Regions from separate parts of the Homo sapiens genome. Here region 1 is linked to region 2. A link is a loop called in an ENCODE intact Hi-C map of the cell type or tissue named here. Cell type or tissue: mammary epithelial cell. All regions are shown on one strand. Each heading gives the region's core, and the rest is flanking DNA. Links, peaks and the distances in the headings are about the cores only.

The links. Peaks named below come from ENCODE experiments on the same cell type or tissue, not always from the same donor. Only the 100,000 strongest peaks of a DNase experiment are listed, where the experiment ranks them.
Region 1: it touches region 2 in a loop (13-fold over the local background); 1 of 110 quality-filtered maps calls a loop at or near these places.

What each region holds. Positions count from the first base shown.
Region 1 is chr13:82,651,157-82,659,397 of GRCh38, reverse strand. LOC124903242 (a long non-coding RNA gene) reads right to left here and starts at 4,008. Exons shown (of 2, transcript XR_007063928.1): 1 at 3,413-4,008. In mammary epithelial cell, for the core only: no CTCF peak of the experiment used is centred there; a DNase peak (open chromatin) is centred at 4,337.
Region 2 is chr13:82,753,414-82,761,654 of GRCh38, reverse strand. No RefSeq gene overlaps it. Among named protein-coding and RNA genes, the nearest start is that of SLITRK1, 1.1 Mb to the left of the region's middle. In mammary epithelial cell, for the core only: a CTCF peak has its summit at 3,417 (motif pointing right); no DNase peak of the experiment used is centred there.

The sequences.
Region 1 (8,241 bases), core at 1,948-6,947, 100 kb after region 2:
GGAATGTGAAGGATGTGAAGTTCTCATTTAGGGTCACAGGTTTAGGTTTGAGGATGGAATCTTTGCCAGAGACCCTGCCCTCTTTTACCCAGTATTTCCCTGTCTCCTATCCATATCAATAATAAGTTAAAAAGATTGGCTAGTTGGAATCTGAATTAGAGATTTGGATGGAAATGTAAAATAAAAAGTAAAAGGTATTTCAAAAAAAGGTCTTTATAGCATGTATATTTTGTCCTATTGGGTTTATTTCTAAAGTTTTGTTTTCACTAAAGGCAAATTTTCTCTCAAGTGACAGCTAAGGAATATTGTTTTCTTGTTTAGTCTAAAGTTAGTTTCTGGGAAAAAAAATCATTAGGTTGTATGAAACATAATACATATGTCAGTATTTTTCCCTAGCCTAATAGCTGAACTGTACTTATTGCTGATTTTTTCAGACTGTTTGCTGCTGCTTGCATCTCCTCCTTTCAAACATAAGGGTAATGTATATTTGAGAAATGTACAAGACTTTTTTGTCTAAGAAAAAAGGGAAAATCGAACTCTTTCTCCAAAAGAAAACAAAAACATTGGCATCAGAAAATAACATGTTGCTGTGACTACATATTCAAATTGGAAACGAAGTTATCAGCTTATTCTGGTACTGCAATCAAAATGAATATAAAGAAATTACACACATTCTAATAGCTTCAGTGTCCTCTACGTACATTTTATGCAGTATGAGCAATTTTTTCTGATTACTTTTTTCCCATTGTAAAAATTTATGTGAGAAAAAAAAACAACTTGCTCTTACTATAAAAATCAAAATAGAGAAATAGTAAAACTTAGTGGGAAACTTATGTCTTTTGAGGACAGACAGACTTGATCTTGACTCATATGTGGACCAATCTTGAGGTAGTGACCTTGGGCTAGTAATTAAACCTCTTTGAATTTTATTTTTCTCATCTATTACATTGGGCTAGTAATACCTACATCTTACAGCTATAGTGAAGTATTGTGAGGATTAAATGTGTTGAACTTGCTTGGTATGCCTGATAGATTTAATGTGGATGAATGCTACTTAACATGATTAATATTTCTTTGCTACTATGTACATAAGTTAGTACTTGGAACATGGTAAGCATTTAGGATATTGTAGAAATTAGGTTGTGATAAACTCACTTTTGCTCAATTTCAATATATTTTTAAAATTAGACGTGTTAGTACAGAGATTCATAAGGAGATGTGTCATTCATTTTTCATAGAGTGGTTGAATGACAACTAACTGCTATTTCATTATTTATTTGAATATACAGCATAATATTATATATATCTTGTAGCGTATAAATCTAATCATGTTACCAACCTTCTTAGAAGCCTAAAAAGATATTTTACTGCCTATTTTAAACGAAAAATAAAATTCTGCGCCCCTCAATCAATTGAATGGACCCCCTTCTTTACCAAGGAGACCCCAAAGATACCTGAAAAACTAGTTCAGGCCATGATGGAAATGGAGGGTTGGACATGCCTCATTATGCCCTTCTCCCTTTGGAGTTGTGGAAAGAAAATAAATCTCGGTACCCTAACATCACTAACCCGGTGAAAAATGTCAGACTGGGTACTGCTTCGGGCAAACCTGCCTCTCTTTCTATTCCTAAATAAGATAGCTACAAAAAAGCTACATATCTCCCTACAATTTGCCCACAAGGAAATTCCTTGTGGACAAAGGACAAGCAGAACACAAAGTCATCCCTATGCTCACATGAGACAAATGCATACCCAATTGCTTCCTTTGTTCCACTGTTTCACTAAGCCAGACAAAAGCACAAGTGACTATTTCTGTAAATTGTATATTCAGTGAAAAGTTAATCAGAAACTCAAAATAATGGAACAATTTGCCTCTTATCTACCTATGAGCTGGAAGCCCCTTCCCCACTTTGAATTGTCCTGCCTTTCAGACCAAACCAATGTACATCTTACATATATTGATTGATGTCTCATGACCCCTAAAATGTATAAAACCAATCTGTAACCTGTCCACCTCGGGCACATATTGTCAGGACCTCCTGAGGCTGTGTCTCAGGCACATCCTTAAGCTTGGCAAAATAAACTTTCTAAATTGATTGAGACTTGTCTGAAGTACTTTTTGGTTTACAGAGTTTACACACAACTGACCAGCATTAACATTAAAACAAATCATGAAATCCACCTATGGATCCTCCTATGACCTGAAAGCCCCAACTTCCAGATGTCTGGTCTTTCTGGGCCAAATCATTATTTATCTTACATGTATGGATTTGTGTCTTTGGCTGTAGCTTCTGTCTCTCTAAAATGTATAAAACAAAGCTGTAACCCAGCCACCTTGGGCACATACTCTCAGACTTGGACCTCCTGAGGCCGTGTCATGAGCCATGGTCTTTAACCTTGGCAAAGTTAACCTTTAAATTCATTGGGATGAATCCCAACTTTTGGTTATACTATGGAATAAAAACCAAATGCTTAAGTATTAAATGCCATGTTTTTCATTCTTTGTCCCATATAATTTTATTTAGTCATATTTATATCTTTCATTTACTTAGTCTTTATTATTTTTGTTCCTTCCTTCATTCATTTATTTTTTGAATTTAAATATACCTGAAGTTATTGTAAATTATATATATGATATAATGCAGCAAAGCATAACATTCTCTTCTCACACCTTCATTGCTACTTCCCAGAAGAGACAAATACTATAAGTTTGTTATATACTCTTTCGGAACCTTGACTTTATTTATGGAGTCAGAAAATATCTTAAAATGTTAATTTTAGTTATTTATTTTCCATACTTCCTTATATATGCTCCTCATAACCTAAGTGTCCACAATGCAAAGACGTCAGTTATAGCAGGAAACTAGTAAATGACCTTTAACTATTTTTGTTTTTCTCATTCAATATAATTTCTTGAAGCCCTCAACAGAAAAAAAAATACAAATCATTTAACTTAGAGGGACATCTTTCATTTTTTTTCATTTGGCTGGTTGGGAGAGAGGCATCTCTTAATAATCAGACAAGAGGTGAGATATGGTATATGGGCCTTAATCTCATAATAATAAACTTATACCAGTTAATGTGGTATTTGGTAAATATTCTGTTTTGATTTATCTGAAGCACCTGGTAAGATTGCACTTCCAATCTACCTTGTAGGTTTATGGGATTTTGTGGCAAATGCTGGGCAAGGAACTGAATGTGCTGATGGAATAGTTCTTTTTGAAGCCAGCATCTTTAAATAATTAATGCCAATATTGACAGTGACACGAGACAGACACACTCCTAGGCAAACAGGGATGAGTCCCTGGTGAAACCCGACCTTCAAGCCGAAGACAGTTTAAAGCCTGAAAACCGAGCTGCTAGTTCCAGATAGAGTTCATGATCAGAGTTAGAAGTTCTATCCCCAGCTTACCTTCTCTCTCTTGATTGGTTCCTTCCGGATGATGCTTTTTAACCAATTGGATGGTGATTTTTTCAAAGAACACCTATGGACCAATCAGCACACATTCTCCCATTGTAAACCCAGACAAGCCCAGACTCAGCCTCACAGATGACAACCCACTTTCAGGGTCCCTTTTCACAGTTGAGGGCTTTCCTTCTGTCGCTCAATAAAATTCTTCTCTGCCTTACTTACTCTCCAGTGTCCACACACCTTATTCCTCTTGGTCACAGGACAAGAACTTGGAACTCACTCAGCTGTGGGCGGCTGGAATGAAAGAGCTATAACACATTCCTGCTCACCGGACTACAGGAGAAAGACAGCTATAACACGCTCCCACTGGCTGAGCTACGAGAGTAAAGAGCTGCAACTTTTCTTGGGGCCCAAACCTTGGGACTCCCCAAGCAAGAGCTGTAACACCACTTGGGGCTCCGCGATTGCTGGCATCTCTGAGGTTTTGGGCACCACCAACCTTCGCCTATTCTAGACGCCTGCGCCCTATACAGAAGCCACTCACAGCACGCCTGATTCAGGCTCAAGCTGAGCATAGAGCCAAGGCAGTCATGGGATCCGGGCCAGGGAGTGAACTGAGTGCAGGCTGCTGGGCTGAGCAGGCAGAGCGAGTCCAGCTGGCCCTAGAAAGGCCAGGCCAGAGGCAGCCGTGGCCACAGAGATTTCCAGGCAGTGCTGGCCACAGAGATTCCCAGCTGGCAAAGTGGCACCAAAGGAATCCTGTAACAATATGAGACCCACCATAGTCACCTTTTCTTTTTTTTCTTTTTCTTTTATTTTCTTTTTATCTGCCAGGACAATTGGGCATAATACAGATGAAGGCGTTCTATCGTTTTTTTATTACAGGGTAATGATGACACAGAAGTGTCAGCTGACCAACAATGAAAACACAGCCAGAGCAGGAAATAAACCTTTGTGGCAAGTGACTGCATTTTGTTGTTATTACAGAAGTATTGCCTAATAACTTCCAGCTAAAACAATATTGCAGATATGATTCTTTTGATTTATGACTTTTGCCTGAATGATATTATAGTTGAAAATAATTCAGTTGGGGGACATGTGCACTGATTATGTAAAAAGCAAGTTGTGTATAGAAATCTTGTTTTGTTACATAATAGTTGTATAAAATGAGAAAACTCTAAAAGTTTTCTTATATTGTGCTCAGTTTCATAATTGTAAATAAATGATGTTTTTCACAATGTTATTGTTATGATGATGGAAGATAATTAATTATTCTCTTGTATATAGAAACACCTAACCACATTAGGCAATACAGTAATGCCTATTGAATATGTCAGAATAAATACTTATTTGTCATCAAAACTCTATTTGAATAAATATGGCCAATCATGAAACAGATAAATTGAAATATCACGAATATTACTGCATAAAATATTTGTTACATATTTCATCCTGTTTTTCCACACAGGTATAAACTAATAAAAATCTGGCACAGTCAATACATTTTTTTCAAATGTTAAAGCATTTATTTATCCTTGTAGAACATTTGAATATACAGTTTCTTCTCATTTCCTCAGTTCTTCACTATGATGCATTTACAAAACAATTACTGTCAAAAGCTTCATCTGACAAGAGTGACTTGGAGTGGTAGAAATCTGCTACAATATTTATTTAATGATCTCTCACGCCTACTCAGAGCAAGTGTTCTGGAATATTCCAGCACTTGCTTTTGAATCTCCCAAACTGAGGTCTGACACTTATTAATGAGTTATTTTATGAATGAATTTTTAATGAGATTTCTAATGAATTATTTATTTTCTGAATCTGTATTTTTCACATAGGAAATGAAGAAAAAATTCACTATTTCCCTTAATGTGTGTTAGTTACAAAACTGTCATCTAATAGGTCTTAATTTATCTGTACTCTATAAGTTGCAAAAAGCAATCTTTATTTTCTATATAGTATTGCTTACATCAGTCATTCAATTAATGTAGCAATTGCTATTCCTCATTGGCTGATGCTGTCTCAGTTTTAATACTGAAACTCCCAGAAACCAAAGAAATTTCTATAGCTCAGTACACTAAATAAGTATCAATAGATATTACATATTCTTTTCTTTAAGAAGCCTTAATTTCACATATATACGTGGCAATGTACTGACTGAATTTTATCTATTAGGCTTTTGCATGCGGCCCCTCATTCTGATAGCAAAATAATAATTTACTTTAACTTAAACCTGAGACTATTCTTATTATTACTGCTTTTCCTAATTTTCAGGATCATTCTTTCGAAAACTTGATTTATGATTGGAAGAGGAGCCCACATTATGAATTAATTATTCATGTTTGAGAAAACACATTTTGAAAGTGTTTATTTTTAGGCTAAGAGAAGTCAATTTACAAATAATAATATTTTTAATTGATTTTGAGCCTCTTTGCCTGGGGTGGGCTCTGGGAAGAAGTACTTTCAGAAATGCTCAATTGATTTTTATTATTATGCAAATTTGAGAAACTATGCCCAAGAAGATAATCATATTTTAATTTGTAACAAATACAACTATATTATTTATTTGCCATAAAAGTGTCATAAGAGAAATGTTGCCATTGTTTAAAACACTACTTAGTGATAAAGAAGAACAAAATTTTGTCATTAGCTGCAATATGGATTAGCTTGTGGGCTGTTAAGTGAAATAAGACAGGCACACAAAGATAAGTATCACATGTCCTCTCTCCTATGTGGAAGCTCAAAGAGTTGATCTCACAGTAGTAGAGAGTAAAATAGTGGTTACTAGAGGCTAGGAAGGGAAGGGTATGTCGGGGATAGCTAGAGATTTGTTAATGGGTGTAAAAGTACAGCTACATAGCAGAAGTAAGTTCTCGTGTTCCATAGCACTATTTAGTGACTGTAATAAACAACAACCAATAGTATATTTTCAAATGGAAGAGCAGATTTGAATATTCTCAACATAAAGAAATAATAAATGTTTGAAGTGATGGATTGCTAATTACTCTGATTTGATTGATACACATTGCATGTAGGTTTTGAAATATCACCTTGTACCTCATAAACATGTACTATTATTATGTGTCAATTAAAAATAATTTTTAAAAAGTTGTCAGTGTAATACATTAAAGATGTTTGTCTACTCCTATAAATGCTTCTGAAAGAACATAAGAAAATGTATAGATTGTTATATTGGTCCTTTTATATCCTTTTGAAAACACAATAGAACTTCTTTGCATTTATAAAATAATAAAACAAATGTGAACATATATACATTTCTGCTATTTTCATTTGATTCATATCAATGTTGAGGAGAACTCATAAATTTGTACATGACTTTTTGCCCCATGTCTTGAACACTAATACATGATTTAAATTGGTATAAAAATGCAACTTATTTAAATAAATAAACACTAAAAATAAGCTCTCTACAGTTTCATCATTTCCATTGATATATCCGAAAAAACACATATATGCCTTTTAGATTTGTTCTTTGTATGCTGAATATTATAGAGTGAATATGAGGCTTTGTTTTGGAAGGGATGGGAGGTTTCCTGGTCTCTGGGACTTGCAGTGTTAAAATAAAGACAGTACTGGCCAAGATATATAAGTAAATATGTTTTTAAAAATCTTATGTAAAAATGAAACTGATATATCTTATGAAGTGTGATAGTAGGCAAGATGCTTTAGGCAAACACATTGATACTTGTAACCTCAAATTTCTCAAGGTTTATTAATACAAAGTTTTATTCACTAAAAAACTTTCCCTTACTTTGTCTTTCTCTCTCCTGTTCACATACACACAAAAATTTCTTCTGGAATAATTAATTCATAGTTCCAGTATATCTAGTGAATTTATTTGAAATAGATCAATAAGGAAGAATTTCTTAAACAAAATAAAGGTATATTTAGTTCTTTATGTGAACAAATTCCCCTAGGGCAATTTCACTTTCATAAATTTTGGGTAAAGTGTTTAAACTGTTGCATAAATTGATATCTTTTACTTTCCTCCCAGTCTCATTTTAATCCACATATTGCAAATTCAGTGCTCCTAACAAATGAGATACATTTTCTGCCTCCTAAATATCAATGGTCTTTTTAATAAATAATTTACATTTCTTGCATATGCTCTTGATATTTTGCTCTGATGCTTTATATTATTGCCGGTGAACTAGAACAGTTATTATAAATATAGTACTAATGAATAAGTCCATTGAAAACACTTTCTATCAAAGTGAAACATAAAATTTATGTATGTTATATGCCTGTTAACTGAAAACTTCCTAAAAGGCATCAGAAAAAAACTGTTAAATAGTTATTTGTATTAGTCAAATATTTTATACAGCAGAAAACCACAGAGACTGTGTTAGTGGTATCTCAAATGGAGACCCAGAAGGAGGATAATGATAAAATCTTAGGGCCTAGAGTAAGACATTTTAGGACGGCTCTTGCAAAGCAAAAGACTGAGTGATATTGCACAGACTTTTATGGCAGTTTTCTTTCTTTCTGTTTTTTTTTTTTTTGTTGTTGTTGTTTGTTGTTTGTTCTAAAGATGACACATTGAAGCAAAAATCTTCAAGCAAGTCTTGATAAACAAGCTATTATTAGCATTATTAAGAAAGCTATTTGAGGGAGTTCACAGTTGCAACTTTGATCAGCATTTTTTCCCCCTGAAACACAGTAGCTAAGGTATTTCTGGTCATCGGCAGTATTTAACACAGGAAAATTAAGCATCCATGGTTCCAGTATGGTTTAACAAAGAGACAGAAACAAATGTTGCTTTAATTTTCTTGGGTGTAATGGTTATAATTTTATGTGTGGCCTTT
Region 2 (8,241 bases), core at 1,078-6,077:
TAGATATTTTTGTGGCTATTGTAAAAAGGATACAGTTTTGATTTGGTTTTCAGCTTGAACATCATTGGTGTGAAGAAACACTACTGATTTTTGTACCTTCATTTTGTATTCTGAAACTTTACTTGGTGTGTCTATCAAGACTATGAGTATTTTAGAGGAATCCTAAGGGTTTGCCAGGTTTATGATCATGTCATAAGTGAACAGAGGTAATTAAACTTCCTCTTTTCCTATTCGGATGCCTTTTATTTATTTATCTTACCTGATTACTCAAGATAAAACTTCCAGTACTATGTTTAATAGGAGTGGTGAGAATGGGCATCCTTGCGTTGTTCCAGTTCTTAAGGGAAATTCTTCCAGCTGTTGCCCATTCAGCATGATGTTGGCTGTGGGTTTGTCATAGCTGCCTCATTATTTTGAGATATGTTCCTTTGAAGCCTAGTTTGTTTAGAATTTTTATCATCAAGAGATGTTGTACTTTATTTAATGCCATTTCTGCATCTATTGAGATGGTTATATGGTTTTTGTTCTTAATACTGATTAGGTGGTGAATCACATTTATTAAGTTGTATGTGATCAACTATCTTTGCATTCACGGAATAAAATCCACTTGATCCTGATCAATTATCTTTTTGATGTGCTGTTGGAGAGGATTTGCTAGTAATTTGTTGAGGATTTTTGCATCTGTGTTGTATTAGTCCTTTTTCATACTGCTATAAAGAAATATCTAAGATTGAAAAGGAAAGTTTCCATCTCCCTCCCTCAACCCATGGGGATTACAGGTTCCTGTCTTGACACTTGGGGATTACAGTTCAAGATGAGATTCGAGTGGGGACAGAGAGCCAACCATATCATATGTTCATTTATTGTTGTGTTCTTGCCTGATTTTGATATCAGGGTGATAGTGGTTTCATATGAGTTAGCGGGGAGTCCCATCTCGATTTTTTGAAATAGTTTCGGTAAGATTGATACCAGCTCCTTGTTGTATGTCTGGTAAAATACATCTGTGAATTCATCTTTCCTGGGCTTTTTTTGTTAAAAAAATTTATTACTTATTCAATTTCATTATGCATTATCAGTCTTTTTAGGATGTCTATTTCTTCCTGGTTAAGTCATAGGAGGTTATGTAATTCCAGAAATATATTCATTTCCTCTAGTTTTCCTAGTTTGTGTGTATGGGAGAGGTCATGGCAGTCTCACAATTTTTTTTTTCCTGAGGTATCAGTTGTAATATCTCCTTTCTTATCTCTGATTGTTGTTATTTGAATCTTTTTCTGGTTAATCTAGCTATCAGTCAGTAAATTTTATTTACTCTTTCAGAAAAACAAATTTTTGTTTTATAGTTCCATTATATCTTCTTCCATTGTCTCAGGCACATTTAGTTCTTCTCTAAGGGATTTGGATTATTTGTTTTTCCAGTTCCTTGAGGTTCAACATTAGATGATTAATTTGAGATTCCTGTGTCCTTTTGGTGTGGCCATTTAATGCTATAAACTTACCTCTTAACACTGAGTTTGCTGCATCCCTGAGGTTTTGGTGTGTTGTGACTCTATTTTTATTTATTTTGAAAAATATATTGATTTCTGCCTCAATTTTGTTGTTTTCTAAAAGGTCATTCAGGAGCAAGTTGTTTAGATTCCATGTACTTACGCAGTATTGTGAGTTCCTCTTAATATTTATTTCTTTTTTTTTTTTTTTTTTTTTTTTTTTTTGAGACGGAGTCTCGCTCTGTCGCCCAGGCCAGACTGCGGACTGCAGTGGCGCAATCTCGGCTCACTGCAAGCTCCGCTTCCCGGGTTCACGCCATTCTCCTGCCTCAGCCTCCCGAGTAGCTGGGACTACAGGCGCCCGCCACCGCGCCCGGCTAATTTTTTGTATTTTTAGTAGAGACGGGGTTTCACCTTGTTAGCCAGGATGGTCTCGATCTCCTGACCTCATGATCCACCCGCCTCGGCCTCCCAAAGTGCTGGGATTACAGGCGTGAGCCACCGCGCCTGGCCTTAATATTTATTTCTAATTTTATTCCACTCTGGTCTGAGAATATACTTGACATGCATTTAATTTTTTAAATTTATTGAAACTTGCTTTATGGTCAAGTATATGGTTGATTTCAGAGCATGTTCCATGTGAAGGTGAGAAGAATGTATATTCTTCAGCTGTTGGATAAAGCATTTTGTCATTGTTCATTATGTTCATTTGGTTTATAGTCCAGTGTAAGTCCAGAGTTTCCTTGATGATTTTCAGCCTTGAAGATCTGTCTAGTGATATCACTGGGTGATAAAGAGAATTCTGTCTTTCTGCTCTTATAATTTTTTGTTCACATCGACTTTGGATAGTCCTATGTATATATGCCTTGGTGAAGTTTTTCTTGCAAAGTATTTTCCAGGAGTTCACTGAGCTTCTTATATTTCAATGTTCAAATCTCTCCCAAACCCAGGAATTTTTTTTGAATTATTTCCTCAGATAGGGTTTCTATACTTTTTATTTATTTTTTTGAATTATTTCCTCAGATAGGGTTTCTATACTTTTTATTTATTCTTCTCTTTCTGGAATAGCTATAACTCATAGGTTTGCACATTTTATATAATCCCATATTTCTCAGATATTTCTTTTTTTTCTCTTTTTAAAAATTTTTCTCTGACTGGGTTAATTTGAAAGATCTGTCTTCCGCTCTGAAATTATTTCTTCCATTTGGTCTAGCCTATTATTAAAGCTTTCAGCCATATTTTGTAACTCCTTCAATAATTTGTTTTGTTTGTTTCCAGAATTGTATTTGTTTTGTTTTGTTTTGTTTTATGGTGTCTATCTCATTCTTTCCTGTCCTGAATGGCTTTCCTGATTTCTTTGTGTAGATTTTTAGTTTTCACTTAGATCTCATAGAGCTTCTTTAAAATTAATATTTTAAAATATTTGTCTGATATTTTTAAAATTTCAATTTGGTTAGAATTCAGTTTTTGGAGAGTTAATGTTCCCTTTCTGGAGTGCTGTATCACTGTTTTTTCAGATTTTCTTTTTTTGTTTTTTGTTTTTATGCCTTCTGATTTGTTTCTCTGTTTTTTTTTTCTTCATATTTGGATAAGCTACCTCTCCTTATGTTTTAATATTGCTTTTGTTTGAATAGTATTTTCCCCCACACCCCAATCCAATCCTAAGGAAGTATAACGTATGATGTTGTGTAGGGTCCATTGACTTTGGTTCTGGGTATTTTCCAAGGCAGTCAGTATAAGATCTTTGGTTATAGATAGCCTTTGTATAGTGGCTTCCCCAAATGCTGGTTGTAGTAGCAATGTGCTTGGAGTGTGAGCAGGCTGACTCCCTCCTGTGGGCCAGGATGGTGGAAGTCTTAGGAAACTGCTCCCCCAGTGCTTTGTGCCTCTGCCAAATTTCCTGTGTGTTGTGCTCTTTAACATCCAGGCCAGTAGGTGGCACTTATGGGTAAAAGCTGCTCCAGCCAATGTGGATGGATTTATACTGGATCCTACTTTGCTAAGGCAAACTTTCCCTGCCTCAGGCTGATCTCTGGAATGCGCAATGGACTGAGCTCCCTCCTTGCTCAGGCTTAGAGGAGGAGAGACCAAGAAGGGCAAAACCACACCAGCCAGGCCCACCTACAGTTTCCCCAATGGCAAGCACAAGCACCAGTTCCACGGGGGTATCCAGTGGGAGGCTGCCAAGTATCCAGAGGTGTTTGTAGAGATGGAGTTGTGTAACTTCCACTGCCTCAAGTACTGTGCATGGAAAGTAGTGATGTCTAAACTCCTAATCTAGAAGACTGTGTGCTCCAAATGTCTTGAGATATGTCTGGACATTGAGCAGAGAGAGCACTGGTGCACCAAGATTTTACACCTGAAGGGAGAGGTGGCTTAGAATGTTGTCAGGAAAGTGGGTGTGCCAGATATGTGGAAATATGACTTGGAAAGGAGTGGAGAAGTCATTGCTGCCATAAGATCATTGCGGTAGACAGGATGGGTGGATCAACTCCTACTCCAGGGGGACAGGTGCACCTCATGATGGATAATATGCCTGGGAAGAAGTAAACTGCTGGCACAACAAGATCTCTGCATAGGAAGGAAGGGGGGGGTGGCTCAAACTTCTAACCCACTGGAGTAGGTATGCCAAATGCCTGGACTTATGTCTGGGTGTGGAGCAGAGGGAGTATTACTATACCAAGCTTTTTTGTGTGTGTGGGAAGGGGATGACAGCTCAAGCTCCTATTCTAGGGAGCATGTGTACCAAAGGCCTGGAGATATGTCTGGGCATAGAGCAGAGAGTGTGCTCCCTTACCAAGGTCTTTGCACAGAAGGAAGAGCAGCTCAGGCTTTCCAGGTGAGTGTGCTGAGAGAGTGTGCAGAGAGTGTGCTGCTACACCAAGGTCTTTGCATAGCAAGAGGGGCAGCTCAGGCTCTCCAGGTGAGTGGGTGGCTGGAAGTATTCCCTGGAGAGGATTCAAAAAACTGCCACTGCAACAAGGTCTTTGCAGGAGAAAGGGGGGTAGCTTACGCTAATCCAGGAAAGGAGGTATTTTCATTGTCCCCCAGCAAGGAGGTGAGTACCCAGTGATGCAACAACATCTTTGCAGGAAAGAGGGAGCAGCCCAGGCAGCTAATCCAGGCAAGGGGGTGCAGCAAATACCTAGAAATATGCCAGGCATGGAGTGGAGGCTGCACTGCTTCACCACTTCATGAAGATCTCTGCACAAAACGGGTAGGGTGCCTTAGGTTGCTGACTTGGGCTAATGTGTACTCCAGATGTCTGGAGATTTCCCTGAGCATGGAGCAGAGAGGGCTCTGCTGCACCATGATCTGTGCCCAGAAAGGGTGGGTGGCTCAGGCTGCTGGTCCAGGCAAATGTGTACTCTAAATGCCAGATGTTCTGCCTGGGGCTAGAGTAGAGAGGGCCTCAGGCCTCCCCTCATGATCTCAGGGGAGCGGGCAGAGGCACCCAGCAATGACACATGCAGAAAAGTTTCGGGATACAAAACTCTCCCTGTCTTCAAGTCTTTCTGCTCAGGAGAAACCTCAGTTTCAACAACTCTCTTCCCACTCCAGTCTGTGATGGGAGATAGCCCAAGTCTATTGTCTAGTGCTGGGATGCTTTCCACACCTGCTACTCAATTCTGGCTGTAGGGGCCCTTCCACCCCTTTAGAGCAAGCACTTCAATCTCTGGCCTGAGATTATAATACCTGTGTGCCTGTCCTGCTGTGTCACCAGACATGACTGACTTTGCAAGAGCCTGGATTAAAAATGGAATCCTCCTCTCTGTTGCAGGTCTTGGAAAATGGCAGCAGATTTTCCCCATGTCTTTCCCTCTCAGCATGTCCAACCTCTTCCCAGGTTAGCTCCAAGACTTGAGAGAAGCAAAATGCTCTCCCTTGGCCTGGATTATACATGTCACTTAGTGGAAAGTTGAGTCACAATGGAAGACTCTCTGCCCTTCTCATGTACAGGAGGTTCAGTCATTTTTATTAGTCAGATGCCGTTAGAGAAGCTGCTTGCCCACCTCCTTCTCTGCAGGATCAGAGGTGTCCTTCACTATTGTGGTGAATTTCCATTTTCCTTCTTGAGTTAAAGCTCGCAGAATTTATCTTTATGCAGTATTTTGCTATTTCCAAGTGCCTGACACATGCTAAAAGCTTTTAATCTGCCATATTGGAAAAGAAAAAGAAAAAGAAAAAACTATATTTGGTGTTTTTATGAAGCAAAATTGTATTCATAATTACTTTTAATTTTATTAATTCTGTTTTTTAAAATTTCTTATTTTACCTCAAATCATCCTTCTGACATTTTCTTCTTCCTGAAGAATGTCTTTAGCACTTGTTATAGTAATTTCTACACGTTTTCTATTGTGTTTTATTCCAGGTTGACAGATTACTAAGGATACAATTGTAGGCTGATGTGATTTCTTTCACCCTTTTAAAAACAACTTTCCACTATCTTTCTAATTCCATGGTTAACTTCTGTAGAGCCTCTGATTAAACTCATCATCATATAGGCTATCTGCTTTCTTTCTCATTTATTTTCAATATCTCTTCTTCTACCCCTTTGGCATCCGTTATGGTGACGTACATACACACACACACACACACACACACACACACACACACACACACACACAGAGACACACACACATATATATATGTACTGTTTTGCTTGAGAGAAATTTTGCTTCCTGAATATAAGGGAGCCTGACTAATGAACATTCTTATAATGTTCTGTCATTATCTCTTTCAACATTGACTCTCAGGTTAGCTGTATTATATGTCCTCAATCCAGTTTTGATGTCTTGCACTGGCCTTTAAATTTCTATGTCTTTCTCTTATTGGAGTATACTTCAGATGATTATATTATGTGTGACTTAAAGTTTACTAGTTTATTTGCCATTAGTGTCTAATCTGATATTTAACTGAACTAGTAGACATTCAATCCTTATTATATTTTTTACATTTGAAGTTCCACTGGTTTTGATTTAAAGCTCTCAGATAAAATTTTATGTACTTTCTTTTTCTGAACATTAAGAAATATAGATTTTGTAGCTTATGTTGTGTTCTTCAAGTATCAAATGCTTTGGACGTAGGATGGTTGATTTTCATTTTGTTGTTTTTGCTGATTATGTCTCTTGGTGTCTCTCTTTCTCACAATTTTCTTGTATTTCCAGTTTTGGATTTGGGCTTGTGTTTAACTGAACTGAATCTATGAAAATATTGGAGGGCCTGGATTGCAGCACTGTTTCACTTGAGGATAATTAAATGTTATATGATGCCACCCAGGATTATAGACTTTAGTATGAATGCTCTTAGGGTTTCCCAGATAATTCCCATTTTAACTCCAACTCCAATGATGTCAGAACTATAGTTAACACTTCTCATGGAGGAAATTTTCTCTCTAAAATTGTTAAATCCAAGATTAACAAGTTAATCTGTATCATTATGCCATTCCTGATCTACCATTTTTTTGATATTGTAACCTGTCCTAATATCCAGCTTTGTAATTGAGTGTCAAATTTAAATACCCATCCTTCCTATGTGTTGTAATATATCTTTTGCCTTGTGTAACAAGTTTAATCTTTTTGATGTATGGTAATTTAATATGATAATGTGTAATTAAATACTCTCAGGGCTTCAGTGACAGAATCTTCGTATTCATACTAATTCCATTCTTCCACAATTGTTTTTGTTATTCCTGTATCTTCTTGTTAACATAACTGTACATTTAAAAGTTACTGCTGTTCAGAATCTGTGCTTTTTGTGTGTGTTTTGTGTGTGTCTGAGTGTGTGTGTTTGGGGAGATTTGTAGATTCCACATATCTAGTGAATAATAATGATGGCACTGAAATTTAAAAATCATGAAGGAACAGAGACACTTTAGGAGACTTTTATAACAATACTTATCAAAAACTAGCTAATAGTTCACTGTAGACACTTCTGGCACCATAAAAAGGCTTAGAGTCTTCCAAAGAAGAGGTAATTGGCTATAGTGAATTTAGACAAATAAGCAAAGATACACTTCAACTCACACTTCCCACTCCACACTCCCCCTTCCTAGGATTCATGAGAGTGGAAACCAATTATATGCAAGAGTAAAGACAGAAAATTGAAGGAAGCATAATTTTGGTACAAGCTGAAGCTATTTGAGACTAATGGGTTGTTTTCATATAGAGTCCAGAAAGGTGTATGGAATCTAAAAAAACAACTAAAATGTAGAATAATAAGTACTATTTTGTGGGAAACTTATTCCTGGTGTGTCAAGAAGACTTCCCAGAGAAAGTCTTACCAAAACTAAGGACTGACAGAGAAATACGAATTATTCAGGCAAAGAGGAGGAGTGTTTGAAGCATAAATACCAGTATCTTTGAAAGTCCACCTGAGAAAAGCTAAGAATGTTACTTGTTATTTATTTCTGTGTTTAATTTCTATTAGTTTTTAACATCAGGTTCCCAACTACTTTAAGAAATCTTTACTCACAATACCAGGCAATTTATCCTATGCCTTTGTTAGTTTCCTTATGGCCCAGGTACTGATGGAAGATAAAATCAAGAGGATTTCATGTTAATGAAAAGCAATGCAATTGGCTTCCTGTTTAGCGTAAATTCTCTGGAGGCATTATAACAACTGAAATGAAATCAGAAAGGATCCAGTGTCAGGAAAATAAACATTTTTGGTTTTAAATCCATACAAAAGGGGTTGAGGCTTTCAAAAATAAATAAATAAAAACAGAAATAAAAAGCATAATTGTGTTCTTGAGAAA